2 separate regions of the Mus musculus genome follow, and region 2 is linked to region 1. Evidence: chromatin contacts called from ENCODE POLR2A ChIA-PET data. All regions are on one chromosome and are shown on one strand. The core of a region is the stretch at or near the end of the contact, and the rest is flanking DNA. Distances in the headings are between cores, read along the strand shown. Region 1 holds the start of Fubp1 (far upstream element (FUSE) binding protein 1). Region 2 holds the start of Zzz3 (zinc finger, ZZ domain containing 3).

The links. ChIA-PET counts read pairs that join two places held with the same protein, here RNA polymerase II (POLR2A).
Region 2: POLR2A ChIA-PET joins it to region 1 with 10 read pairs in embryonic stem cell. The contact joins the promoter of Zzz3 here to the promoter of Fubp1 in region 1. POLR2A ChIA-PET finds 5 or more read pairs at or near these places in 3 of 5 experiments (Patski and embryonic stem cell).

The regions. Positions count from the first base shown.
Region 1 is chr3:152,207,069-152,214,384 of GRCm38, reverse strand. Fubp1 (far upstream element (FUSE) binding protein 1) reads right to left here and starts at 3,963. Exons shown (of 20, transcript NM_057172.4): 1 at 3,685-3,963; 2 at 318-408. The coding sequence starts at 3,792. Gm40180 (a long non-coding RNA gene) reads right to left here. Exons shown (of 3, transcript XR_867759.3): 3 at 5,497-7,316. It also overlaps a transcript of Dnajb4 not described here.
Region 2 is chr3:152,392,452-152,399,767 of GRCm38, reverse strand. Zzz3 (zinc finger, ZZ domain containing 3) reads right to left here and starts at 3,765. Exons shown (of 14, transcript NM_001080755.2): 1 at 3,630-3,765. Usp33 (ubiquitin specific peptidase 33) reads right to left here. Exons shown (of 24, transcript NM_133247.3): 24 at 6,151-7,316.

The DNA.
Region 1 (7,316 bases), core at 2,714-5,213:
ATGAGAAAATTCAGTAAAGTGTTTCCCAAATAACATAACTTTATTTATATCATTAACAGTCTGTGCAACTCAAAGCAAGCATAATCCTATAACAGGACAAAAAAAAAAAAAAATAACAAAACCTGTTTTCTATTACAATAATACTTCCCAATAGATTCAAATTATACCTACCTTTTCTAGGTCTGTCTTTTTCAAAATCCTATTCTTCTGAGACCAATAGATAGTAGTATTTTGATAAATCATCTTGATAAACAATACTGAAAATCTTATCAAATGAATACCATGGAAGATAATTATTCTTGTTGGCTATAACTTACCTCCATCTTCTAAGGGTCTTTTTTGTCCCCCATAACCATAGTCATTTGAATTCAATGATGTACCAGCATCACCCCCAATTTTTGCTGCAATCTTAAAAGAAAAATCGGAATACTAATCAGGGTATTAATACTTTATGTACTACTCAGCACTAAATTTCCTACAATAAAAGATATACTTTTAAAAACACTAGAAAGATTCACTTATTAAGAATAATTAAAACTACCACTAATACTTCAGGGAGCTAACAAATAGTTAATGATCTATTAAACTTATGTTATATCCCCATTTAAAACAACCCACACATTTGGAAACAAAATCTTTTCCACCCTTTGATTTCAAATCATAGCATTTGTAAACTATATCTTAGGTATTTAAGTGCACTGTATGGGACTGACAGGAACTGATGTTAAAAGGGAAGTGTTACGTACAATTGAACGAGAGGAAAACGGCTTAGACTATGGCTATGTTCTACAATTAGCTTTTATGAACACTTCTGAGTTTACTTGAAGACCAAGGAATATCCATAAGAAAGCATGCTTATTCACACTCCATTCATGTAATAGGTCTACAAGCATCCAAAAGAAAAATTGGTACACAGTTCATTCAAAAGACCAAGCAAAACTTTCAACTCTCCCCTCATTGGGGGTGGGTGGTGGGTGGATGGGAACATGGTCTGATTATAGCCCCAGCTAGTCTAATCCTAACTTCTCACATGCTACAATTATGAACCCAATGTTTCTATTAAACACACATTAAGTGTAAGTAATGTTTTTATTTTAACCCACAGAAATAATTCAAGCTTTCCACTTGATTTTTGCTCTACTGTATTTCTGTGCTTTTTTACTTCAGACAAAAATCAAACCAAACCAGCATTTACCACTTTCTTCACTGACCCACCCTCACCAATTTTGGAGTTAAAGATAATTCTAAGAAGGTAATGACGTGAAAACATCTATCTCCTACACTTTAGCCCACACTTTCTTTAGTAGTTTTAAAGGTGGAAGTGCAAATCTACTTCTAGTGCTTCCTAGGCAGGGTCCACAGCAACTTTCAAATTTTCCTTTTGGAAAATTTAACAATGCGCACATTCATCCTCAAAGACACAGTTGCACCAAACTTATAAAAAGTGTGCCTAGCAGCACACTCGGGCTGGTCCAAGTTCCCTGGCTTATGTGTGTATATGTGTGTGTGTGTGTGTGTGTGTGTGTGTGTGTGTAACAGCAGAGGACTGCCTGGTCTGGTCTCAGTGGGAGAAGATCCACCTAACCCTTGAGACTTGAGGCCCCAGGGAAGGGAGGTGGGGAGATGAAGAAGGAATGGTGTGAGGAACTGGGGGTGAGTGGGCAGGAATGTAAATAAAGAAAATAATTTTTAGAAAAAGTAAGTGTGCCAGGATCAGTGTAGGCAGACCTGTCACTCCAGCATTCAGGAGGGTGAGGCAGAAAGACTCTCATTTTGAAAACAAAATCTCATCTGGGCATGGGTGGCACACACCTTTAGTCCTAAAGGCAGAGGTAGGCAGTGAGTTCCAGGACAGCCAGAACTACATAGTGAGACCTTAGTCCCTTACTTACACAGGCAAGGTCCTGATGGAATTTCTACATACCCAGAATGTCCAAAGGTGTAACAGATACTATCATCTATAATAAACACTTGTATTATCACAGCCAATGCTTGCTAACAATGGAATCTATCCATAGTTTTTCTCACATTCCCACCTTTTTCCTCCTCCTATGTTATCCTATATTAGCTGACTACCTCTTAGAGCTGTCCTTCCAGAAACCCTCGATCTTTGTAGAGCAAGCAGCAGCTTCTTGTCTATGCTGGCCAGACTCCCACTCCTCACTGCACTATATGAATGTCACCCATCTTTCAGTGAGGCATCCCTTTCCAGCAGCGTCCTGTACAGCGCCTGCCTCACAGTGTGACTATTTATGTAACCGCTGTGGTTTACTTTATCATCAAAGCTGTCTGCTCACTCGTGTTCGATTTTTATCTCACAAGACTAGAAATCACACACTTAAAAAGCTTCCAAAGCCGAGAGGTGGAGTACACCTACACTAGAGACAATTCAGCAGGAAGCCTTAAACCTCAGGCCTGCCTAGGCTTTCGGTAGAGGCCCTGCATCAAAAAGTTTCCTCAGATGCCCAGGCAGACACACTTGTCCCTGAGCCTAACAACTTACACCTGACCAAAGGGTCCTACATGGAAGGAGAATCAACTCCCACAAGTTGTCCTCTGACTTCTATGTACACCAACCACATTGCTCATGGAATCCCTCTGTATGAATAAATATATTTTTTCAGTATCTATGCACTAGATAAGTGTGCTTGCTGTATTATGGTAGACTTGATAAACCTTGATTGAGTCGGTAATCTTTCGGTCCTGAAGGAAGTTTCCAGTATAGTCAAAGCTGGCTTTAAAAACCTGCTCATGTCTAGCAACTACAACAGAGCCATAAGGGTTTATTTTACCTTACAGGCAAATTCCATAACATACTTTTTTTTTTGAGACAGGTCCCTCTTGGCCGTTTTGACTGGCCTCAAACTCAAGAGACCTGCCAGGCTCTGTCTCTCGAGTGCTGGGACTAAAGTCGAGCACCACCCCACCCGGCAAGGCAACATTATACATTTTTAAGCTACAAAGAAGTCGGGGGCGGGGGCTACTTGAAGACATTGACGTTCAGGTTATTGGGGGGGGGGTGTCAAATGCAAGGACTCTTATCTATCCAACCCTTTTCATCTGGGAAAATGGTTGCCATTCGAGGCAACAGTACGTCCCTACGTAGCACAAAGAGGTTGGAGGCTTCGACTTGGGAAGAGAGAGGCAGATTCAAACTCAAGGCTGGGGAAGAAAGGGCCCGGGGCCATTTGGAGCTGGGGAAAGGATTGGTGGATCGCACGCAGATCCCGCCCCGGGGAGAGCCTCGCTGGTGAACGCCGCGGGGAACGTTAGGCTAATTACGGCGAGGGTGGAGAGCTCGGCGGCGCGGGAAGCGGCGGGGACCGCTAGCCAGGCAGCCGGCCCTCCCTGGCTTGCCCTCGCCGTGACCTGAGCGCCCAGAACCTTCCACGCGCCTGGGTCGGGCGGAACCGGAGCCGAGGGAGCCGGGGCAGGCAGGGCGCACGGGGCGGCGAGGCCGCGCGCGCGGGGCGGAAGTGGAGGCCACGCTCGGGGAGAGCGCGTGGGAGGGGGGGGCGCTTCAGACCACGACAACGGGCTCGGCCTCGAGCCGCTGGGACCCCTCGTGAGAAGACGCCATCTCCTCGGGCGGCAGCCGCGAGTGCGAGCAGGGCCGGACCTGCCCCGCCGGCGGCTCTCGGGGGTCGGGGAGGGGAAGCCGCCGCGCGGTCGGTCCACGCTTACCTGCCGCGCTCTCTGCAGGGCATCTTTGAAAGCGTCGTTAACGACTCCGCCGCCGCCGCCGCCAGCCGAGCCAGACGACGGCGGAGGCACTGTGGAGTAGTCGGCCATACCCACGCTACAGCACACGCTGCCGTTTCCTCGCGGAGGGAGGCGCCGCTCTCGGTTAACTGCTAAGAAAGGAAGAAGATGGCGGCCGTCGAGGCTCTATCACATTCTTGCACGACCATCGTGCCGTAAAGGGGCGGAGACTGGCAGACGGAAATCCCGCGATGTTTCAGCGCTGACGCGCGATTGGCGGGGGGTGAAGAGGGGGTGGAGGGTACAGAGAAGGGACGCCGGGCGAAGAATATCGCGAGACTTGACCGGGCTCCCACGAGAGTAGGGTCTCTCTGGGCGCCTCCTCGCAGCGCGAGTGCGGGCCATTGTTCCCTCGCCTCGGCGGCTGAGGCAGTGGCGCCCGGGAAGTGTGCCGCCCGCGCTTGTAGGGGACTTGGAAAGGCCGTCGCGGATCAGGGAGCTAGCTAGTGTCCTTCCGTGTTTCCGTAGTAAGGGGCCTGACGTCGTCGGGCGGGGACGTCACGCAACAGTGTCGCGCGGCCGCACAGCCCGAGGGCCGCGCGCACGGGGCGTGCGGGGCGTCCGCGGCGACGCTGCGGAACCGTCTGCGGCCCGGCGGCGGGAGCCCACCATGCTCCGGGGCGCCGAGCTGCCTCTGCCCATGTCTCCACCCGGGCCGGTCACAAGCGGGGAGGAACTCAGACCACCGGGCCCTTAGTTCTCGAGCCGATTGCCTACTGAGTCTCTTATGTAAAATAGTGTGGGCGAGCGGATGGTGAAAGTATGACCGCCCTTTGTCCTTTAAAAACGTGAGTGTTGCACATCCAGTATGTAGACACCTAGCGTTGCGTGTCTTTGGCCAGTCTTACCATGTGCCCCTTATGTCACGAACGTGTCATGCTCCTGACACAAACCGGCTTTACTGCGTTTTCCCCACCCCCCCCCCCGCGCCCCTGCGGGTAGTCAGATCAATGTCATGGTCTGAATTTTCATTTCTGGACTAGTTGGCTTTGCAGGCAGTTTCTAATATTTGTCATATATGCCAATAACCACGTTTCTCCAGACCATTCCTGAGCGTGTCTTAGCCATGCTAGCCTAATGCTGGCAATTACTACGGTGAATGAGGGTTCTTGGGCCTTTATTCTGTTTATACTTAGTATGCCACAATGATCCCTGCTCTCAGTTTAGCTAAGAAAAAGGCAAAATGGACTGTCTAATGTATGACGTTTCCCCCCTCTCAGTCTAAGAAGCATTTTTCTTAACACCAATCTTAGAATGAGAGAAATATGTTCCCTTGGCTTTCCGATAGCCGGAAACTATGTGTCCAGTACCCACTATCAGTTACTAAGTCAGGTGCTGGCAGATACAAACAGCATGATTTTCTTAAAACCAGCTCTGTCTTAGCCATTTGATAGCTCAGTTTGACCTGTTTAACCTGTTCATGGATGTCTAGGAATGTCCGTGGATTTAGAAAAACAGTAAAGGTATTGGGCTACAGATTTAATCATAGCAATATGTAGGAAAACTAGCTAATGAGAGTATTTCAGTCGCGTTTTAAGGAAGTTTGCCCAGCAAATAGCATTTACTCATCAGTAATTGATGTTTTTATTCACTAATTAGATTTGTATACTAGTTAGATGTCTGGTTGAAATAATTCAGAGTTTTATTTATTCCCCCTATAACCAATTATCGTTTAGATTTTTTCTAAATATTGAAAGGACCTTCATTTCTCATTTTTTACAACACTGCATACCGGGAAGGTGAGTATTGTAGTATGGAATACTTTGGGATCAGCTTAGACTACGGTTTCTTATCCTCAATGCTGCTGAGAGACTTTGGACTGGGTAATTCTTGGCTGTATGCTTTGCATGGTACAATATCTCCGCAGCATCTTTGGCCACTACTTGCCCTCTCCTAAGCACCACCAATTGTGATAACTGAAAATATCTTCAGGCACTGAGTTCACACCTCTGACTCTTCCTTGATCCCTGCCCCTGCCTTTTCTTGACCGTATTAACTCTTGCCAGTGTATGAAGTCCAGCACTTTTTGACCCTGCTGCTCCAGCCCTGGCCCAATTACTATCACTGTAGTCCCAGATCAAAAGGGAGCACTTTAGTTTTGCTCCTTCTTGTTTATGTTTCACTAACAACAACAAAAAAAATAAAGATAAGGAATTTGTAGAGTTGTCAAGATGGCTCACCAGTTAAGAGCACTGGTACTTTTCCAGAGGACCAGGGTTTAGTTCCTACCACCCACAAGGTACATACATACACATACAAACAAAACACCTGAACATGTAAAATAATCTTTCAAAATTTGAAAAAAGTTGGCCAGGTGATGGTGCTTTGTGCCCTTTAATCCTTATGCTCAGGAGCCAGAGGCAAGTGGATCCCTGAGTTCAAGGACAGCCAGGGCTACACAGAAACCCTGTCTGGAAAAAAAAAAAAAAATTTAAGAACGTTTGTACAGAACTCAAAACTAACATACTCTACGTACAGGGGTATTGTATTAGGGTTCTCTAGAGTCGCAAAATTTACGGTATGTCTCTCTATCCTGAGGAGATTTATTGTGATGACTGACAGTCTGTAGCCCAACTCTCCAACAGTGGGCAGCTGTAAATGCTGTAAATGGAAGACCAAGAATCTAGTAGTTGCTCAGGCTAGTTGTTTGAGCTGGTCTTCTGTAGAAGTAGATTCCAGTGTGCTGGCAAGTAAGTGCAAGTGCAAGCAGATGAAGAAGAGCAAATCTTCTCTCTTCCAATATTCTTACATAGGTCTCCAGCACAAGCTGCACCACCACACCCGGATCTGGGGACTTGTTTTGTCCCCGGCTGACCTTGAACTTACAGATCTTCTTGCCTTAGCCGCCATGCCAAGATCCAAGTCAGAAACTTGTGTCTTCTAGCCTTAAGATCTAGATTACAGGTGAGCCCTCCAATTCTGGATTGTAGTTCATTACAGTATAGTCAAGTTGACAACCCGGAATAGCCATTAGAGATATTATGCAAGGACCATACCCTTACCTACCGTTCTATAGCTCAAATAGACCTTCTTTCTGACTGAATTACAATCCACCTCTTCATGGTTTCTTGGAAACAGGCCTCACCTATACATTTCCACTTACACTTTAAATCCTTTGCCCTAGAAAAGGATTCATGTAATCAGGCCTCTTCCCCTTCCTCCAGCGATTGGTCCACTTTGCTACCCAAGGCTTCCCTGCTTTAGTCTGTAGTCCTGCTCTCTCCTCTACCTAGATGCTCTTGTAGCCCTTGGCATGCATGCCTTGACCGCCTCATCCATGTCTCATATGTTCAGCTCTATGAAGACCACTGCGGTGACTCATGCCATTCAACAACCACTAACTTATTACCACGCTCTCTAGCATTTATCTGTGTCCTGTGTTTATTTTCTTAGTTCCCTTAAAGTGTGAACTGGAGAGCAAGTCTGTCCCATCAGTATCAGTTCCTAACACTGTGTTGACAGCCCATTTGTTGAGTAAATAAATGTTTTTGAAAAACCTAAACTATATTTTATTTTTTTTTATCTTGAGCTATCTGTGTCTCAGATTTCTCATC
Region 2 (7,316 bases), core at 2,516-5,015, 190 kb before region 1:
GTTCTTTTGTTTTTGAGGACTGGTTTCTCTGCGTAGCTGCCCTTGAACTCTATCAGTAGACTAGGTTGGCCTCATATGCAGACTCACCGGACTCCCAAGTGCTGGGTTTAAAGTCCTGCACCACCACGTCCACAGGAGATTCTCTAACCCATACAACAAACCAATCATTATTATGCAAAATTTAGGTGGATAGCTTTGCAGAAACCATTGCAAAAGTGTGACTTCCATTGCTGACTTTTGTTTTTCTCCTCTATGTATGTGACCTTGGGTTTCACTCATCACCCAGGATGGCTTTGAACTCACTATGTAGTCATTAAAGCTGTTTAGTCTAAAACTCAGTAATGCTCCTTCCTCACTCTGCATGCTGGGTGTAAAAGCATAAGCCACCATATCCAGCTCCACAGATTATGAAGGAATCCACAGAATGTCACTCACCTGCTGACCTGCAGTACAAGTGTATCTAGTGTCATCTGAAGGTGACCTATACAGCAGTCTAAGAGACATTTAGGAATTGGGTATCGTACACTCTGTATTCACAACCTTTAAAGTCAGAGGTGGAAATATTGCCAGGAGTTCAAAGCCAGTACAGTCTGCATATAGACAGCAGCCTAGCCAGGGCTATACAGTAAGAGCCTGTCCCAAAACAAATAGCCCCTCTCCCAAAAGAACAACTAACTTGTCTCTCCTACTCTTTCCTAACTGGTCAATTCAAGGTCAATGGACTTGCCTACCCTGGCCTCTCTGCATCCCTAACTTGTATAGCTCCACTGTCAGCCTATTTTCCTTTCATCTTCTCCACATTATAACTCAACATGTCTGTCCTCAATCTTCCTACCTGCACAGACTAATTTAAAAAACAAACAAGGCCGGGCGGTGGTGGCACACGCCTTTAATCCCAGCACTCGGGAGGCAGAGGCAGGCAGATTTCTGAGTTCGAGGCCAGCCTGGTCTACAGAGTGAGTTCCAGGACAGCCAGGGCTGCTAAGAGAAAAGACCACTGGAGTCATGTACAATTACTTTTTACTGCACCCTGTCTAGTAAAGAGAGAAATGGTGACTGCCGGCTGCCTCTCAAGTCTAGAGGACTAGAGGAACTAAGTTCCAGCGCAGCATGAGCTACATTGCCTGGCTTTTTGAATTTTTAAATAGAATTCTACCACTGCTATGTTTTTTCAGAGGAGTAATGACAAAAATGACACTTAGTGCTCCTAATGTAAGCAGATGTTTGTATTAACTACTGGTGTCTATCGTTCTAGTGATTGGATTAAACTACTACTCTGAGGGGCTAGAAGAGACACCTCAGCAGCTAAGAGCACTTGCTGCTGATCCTCTGGTTCCAAGCACCCACATAGCAGCGCACAACCACCGCCTGTAACTCCAGGGACTGTTGACAATCCTTTTCTGACCCTCAAGGCCTCCTTGACCACAACACTAGGGCACATACACATAAAATAAGCATCTTTTTAAAACTCAGGGTCAAAATTTTAAAAGAACTAACATCCATAGGCATGTTTTTGGTTTAGAATGCATAATTGGTACTTACATAAGCATTAAAAATTATAAAGCTGATGTTTCCTTAAATCTTTGTTTTAAAAGAACTTTCTGTGTGCAAAGCTACCAGCACCCTAGAACATTTCCACTGCAAAAACAAACAAAAGCTCTATTATTGGAGCTATTAGATACTTTCACCAAGTTATCTACACTTGAGTCCTGACAACAGATCTAACACTATATAATTTTATCTAGTGGATAATTTGCTGCTTGTAAATGCTATGAAAGTTTATTACCAAATCAGCCCTCCAACTTAGCCCTGACAACTTAGGACAAAGCACGGACCACAAAATGATCAGGTTCAGGGTAGAAAACTGAGAAGTTTGTAAAACAGAATAAAGAGCATTTTACTCTCCCTTTCTGTAGGTAGTAAGTACACTTTTGTAGTTTCAAAGAGACAGACAGTGGTTAAGAGTGCTTGCTGCTCTGTCTTGCGGTCCAAAGTTCAGACCCCTTACTCTGAACAGTTTAGAAAGTCCTGTAATACTGATCCTGGGGATCAGACACCCTCTTCTGGCTTCCAGAGAGCTGAGCACATACAATATCCAAGATACACAGGCACATAATAAGTAAATGATAAAAAATTTAAAATGGTATGTGCTGGCTGTGATAACAAATGCCATGAATCCGGGCCCACCTAGTCAGTTTTAGAGTATCCGGGGATACAGATAGTATGCCTGTCTCAGAGCGAGGGGTGGGGCGGACAGGATAACTATGAATGAATTATCTATCTAGTTTCCCGATTGTGTAGCTTCCATACTTTTGAATACAAAGAAATGAAAACAAATATGGTAAACTGACTTGTGAGTGGCTGTTCTAAGTAGAAAAAAGTGATTGACTCATGAAGACACTTATGACCGACCTCAAATTTAAGAAGTAGCGGGATTTTTCGTTAAAACAAACCCACTACTATTTTCTGCAAAACAAAACCGGCACCCCAGAATACCAAAAATGGTAGCCCCAATCCCTACCGACGTGAGTTTATCAGCATGTACAGAACAAGGATTGTATTCTGACCTCGGGTACTGTCAGGGGTGAGGGGGCCTCCCAAACACTGCCAAAAGTTACTGTCAGCAGCCAGGGTGACGAGGAGAACTTCCCAATAGACAAGTGGGTGGCTAAATGACGCCCGGACACGAGAGATGCTATGCGTTCTGTTGGGAGACTGGGGGAAGATTCTGCAGCCACAGGCGACAGGAAAGTGGAGCTGTCTGCAGAGAGGGTAACTGGGCAGAGGGGGCGGCGGCGGGCGGGGCGGGCTGGCAGCGGCCTCCGGGCCGGCGAGCGAGCGCCGGGCAGCGGCCGGCGGGGAGGTCTCCGCAGGTGGCGGGCGCCCGGGGGCGGGAGGAGCGCGGCGCGCGACAGCCGCTCTGCACCGCCGCAGGCGACGGCGAGGCGCGCGCACGAAGGCTCCCGGCGCCCGGGCGCGCGCCCCGGCCCCTCCCCGACAACTTGCCTGCAGGAAAAGAGTTACTGGTCCCAGGGCCCCGAGAACCCGGGGCTCCGCCATCCAGCGCAACCGCTCTGCCAACCAGGTCCCGCGAGAGTCCGGAGATCTCGCGATACCGACCCGCTGGCATCTCGCGGGCGGGCGTGCGCTGGAGCCAACATGGCGGCGTGGGGGAAGCTAATCACTACTTCGGGACTTTGAACGTGTGGTTCGTCCTCGCACTGGGAGGCCGCGGGCAAACGGGAGGAGAGGCAAGCCTTCCCCGCCCTGGATTCCTCCTCTGAGTCGTCTGAGGGGAGAAGGAAAGGCGGGACGCCAAACTCAGCCCTCTGCCGCCCTCCGGACGCCACGGAGGACCGCGCTAGCCCTCAGCCGGCCTGGCCTCCGGTCACGTGGCCGTCACGTGAGCCCCGCGCGCGCGCCCGGCGCCTCCGCAGGCCTCCCCGCCCCCTCAGCCGCGAACGCGCGCGCCCGGCCCACGTGGGGGCGCCGCCGCCGCCGCCGCCTCGGCCACCCCCTCCCGGCGCTCGCTCGCTCTGAAGGGCTCCGGCCCCGCGCGCGCCTTTCCCTCCGCGCTCCGCTCCCGCCCCTGCGCCGGCCCCGCCACGCGCCCCGGGGATCCCGCTTACCTCTCGCGTGGGGCGGGCCGCTCCGGGAGGCGCCGCCCGCGTGGCCGCCGTCGGCCGCCGCACTGGCTCCAGCGCCCTCCGCCGCAGGAAGCGCCACAGCGGCGCCGCGGCGCTTCCAGGTGGGTCCCCGCCTCCCGCTCCTCCACTTCCCGCAGCAGCGGCGGCTCCTTCCGGTCCCCTCCTTCCTCGGCTCTGAGACGCTGGGAGCCGGGCGCTCGGCGCGCCACCTACTGGTGGCCGCGGCCGCTGCAGCGATCCCGACCCGGCCGGCCGGCGGGCGGGAGGATTCACCGGCCCAGCCCGCTGCGTGCTGTGATCCGCTCTACCTTCCCGGAGAGGCTCCCCGCCCGCGTCCCGACCTTGCCTGGCCCCGCGGCGCTTTCCGCACGACGCCCCGGACTGCCGCGCCAGCCGCCGCCCGCTCAGTACGCAGGCGCCCACCTCTCCAGCCTTTGCTCACCTCCCTCCCTAGGGCAGGACTCTTCCCCAGCTCCACCGCGACTCGTCGGCAGTCCCACCAGAGTACACCTTCTCCACCGCTTTTATTTTCCGTACCTTTAAACAGCACTACCCGCCAAGAATGAAGTCTCTTTAAAGGCAGGGCGTCTTTTCTCTTAGCTTTTGCCCACAGTTGTGTCCAGCACCAAGTATGGCTCAACCCATAGTGAAAACTGGTTATTTATGTAGCTCAGCGTGTGCTTACCGGAACTACGTGAAGCTCTGAGTTCAATCCATAACACCGCCCTTTCAAATATACAGTATTAGCAGTGCAGCAAAGTAATGCCCGCCTTCAGTTACAGGGATAAGTATTTCCTCTGGGTTGATAGCACCATAGGCCACCACTTCTGAGCTGTGGGGACGCTCATGCAACCCTTTGGCTATTAGATTGTGTTCCAAAAAATACCAAGTCCACTGGTAGAATCCATTAACTGGGGCTCTTCGCAACTGTGCAGTATGGCTTCAGTGCCTTTCTTTGTTTTCCTTAGCTGGAGCAGTTTTGTTTTTCCAAGGAAGTGGGTAAGTGTGGTTTCTTTTCAATTGCTCGTAAGTTATTAGATCATAGAAGTGGACTTGTATTTGGTTGTCTCCAATTCAACTCAGAGTAATATCTGCTCCAAAATAAAGAATACCAATTATAGTTATACTGACTATCACACCTGCCATCTTGTGTCTTAGAGACACTGCTCTCCATTGCCTTAATTTTCCTAGTAGTGGGGTCTATAAGGCCTCACCACAGCACACCCTCCCATGGTTTTTATTGAACTGTGTTGGACTTGCAATAGGCAGAGATATAAAAATAACACGATTTCCCAGCCAGGCAATATGCTACCTGCATAGGCTAGCTACTATTGGGATGGTCAGAATTTATCTGCTGCTGGGAGCATTGTCTAGCCACACACACACACACACACACACACACACACGCACGCACGCACGCACGCACGCACGCACGCGCGCGCCATTATTGGACTGTCATCCGTTTCCAAGAGAACGATGGTTGTAACGATAAAGGTCCCCACAGGTTTACTTTCCCTTTCTCTTCCGTGGGAATGGTACCACCGCACTAATACGCAAACGTTTTGTTTTGTTGGTTTTTCGAGAGAGGGTTTCTCTGTGTAGCCCATGCTGGCCTGGAACTCACTTTGTAGACCAGGCTGGCCTCAAAATCAAAAATCTGCCTGCCTCTGCCTCCCGAGTGCTGGGAGTAAAGGCGTGCACCACCACCACCCGGCACTAATATGTAAACATAAGAGAGAAACCCAACCCATGGCCTTGCTAACATTTGTTGGCAAAACAGGCATTGCGATTTGAAGCTTGTTTTCGCTGAGGCAAGCTTCTATAGTCAAGGCTGATCTACAATACTCTCCCTGCCCTTCCCTCCATCCGTGTGTGTGTGTGTGTGTGTGTGTGTGTGTGTGTATACATCCTAGAACTCTTCATTTCCTGCCTCTGCCTCACAGTACTGGAATTATAGGCTACGAAGCAAGTTTGAGGCCAGCCTGAGTCACATGAAGTTTTGAAGAGAAAGAGTTAAGAGAGAACACTCCACTGAGCTATAAGCACTCCTACTCACAGGTTGAAAAACACTTGAATAAGTCTCTTAGAAGGAATGTTAGCGTTGAAGTATATATATCTCAGTGATAAAAAGCATTGTGGTTGTTAGCTTTGATCCTTATAACAAAATAAGAAAAGCAAGGGACAGATTTATTTTGCTCAAGTTTTAGCCCATGGTCAACTGACTCCATTGCTTTTAGACCTGTAACAAGGCAGAACATGATGGCAGAAAAAAGCTGTTCAGCCTCAGGGAGCAACTAGGAGGCACAAAGATACGCAGGTCAGGGACAAGATGCAGCCTGTGGATGAGGCTGACATCCTCAGGTGCAGCCACCTCACAACACCCCCAGGTGGTGGTGTTTCGACACAGGATATATTTCATATCCAAACTAAAGTAAGATAGTGTTCAGCATGTGTAACATCCGACATCAGGATGAGTGAGGGTGCTAGAGTTAGAAAATCACCATTTTTAAATGCACAGTTGATAAGTTTTATTTATAGTTAGCTGTTGTTTTGGGACGGTCTTGTTCTACAGCCCACAAACTTAGGTTCCTCCAGCCAAGCCTACCAGGTACTGGGAGACAGATGCCAACCACCATGCTGCCATTCTGAAACAGTTTAATAAACGTTATTATAGCAAATAACTTCCTAGCTTATGCTTTCAAATAAGATATAATGAAAGGCATTAATACTAACAGACTTTACACCTTTTTTAAAAAGTCTATCAAATAAATTCAACATTCAGTTTATACATTTTAGAATTATTTTTATTGAATGAGTTTTAACAACATTGCAAAGTCACCATGAATGCTGTCCCTCAGTCACCTGCATGTTTGTAGTTGCATATAGTTGAGCTTTTGACATCACATGATCAAGCAAACAGCAGTGAATACTCTATTATTCAAAAAGACTTTATGCATTTCATTAAAAAATCATTTTGCAAGTGGTTTCAGCTTTATCAACAATCTCATTTGACACATTCCATACTTCATGCTCTCAAAATAGAAGTGGCCTAAAACTAAGGGGTATTTTCTTGTTACTAACATTAATGAATACCATTCAGGTCTACAGAACTAAAGTTTAACATTTTACATTATAAGCAGCAATAATTTACTGATATCTGGTAACAAATTCCACTAAAAATGAATACATCCCGTTACATTCAAAAAAGACATTTTGTAAATTGTAATATGCAGTTTTATATGCTGCAGTGCAAAAGCAGTAACACCCACCCACCTGATGTTTCCTGAGCGTTAGGAAATTAACAATGTGCTGACCACCACTCTCGGATTTAACATAGGTTCATTACTATGCAAATTCATGTCAAAATATACAATTAAATTAGCTTTTTGGAGAAATGAAAAAGCTTAGCCAGTTATGATTGGTTAGAGTAATAAGAACATTATCGAAGCCAAAGTATTTACAGTGCTACAAAGGGTTTGCTGGATCTGCCTGTAGAACAAAGGTCAGAGAACCTAGTTACCAACTGTCCCTTTTCTTTCAAAACAGTACACTGAAAGATATTCTGGTAAGCTACTTAGCATTAAATATACCAACTTATATAACATTTTAATATACCCTTCCATAATGCCCAGTACAAAGGAATAAATGAGAAAAAAGGATGAAAATCAA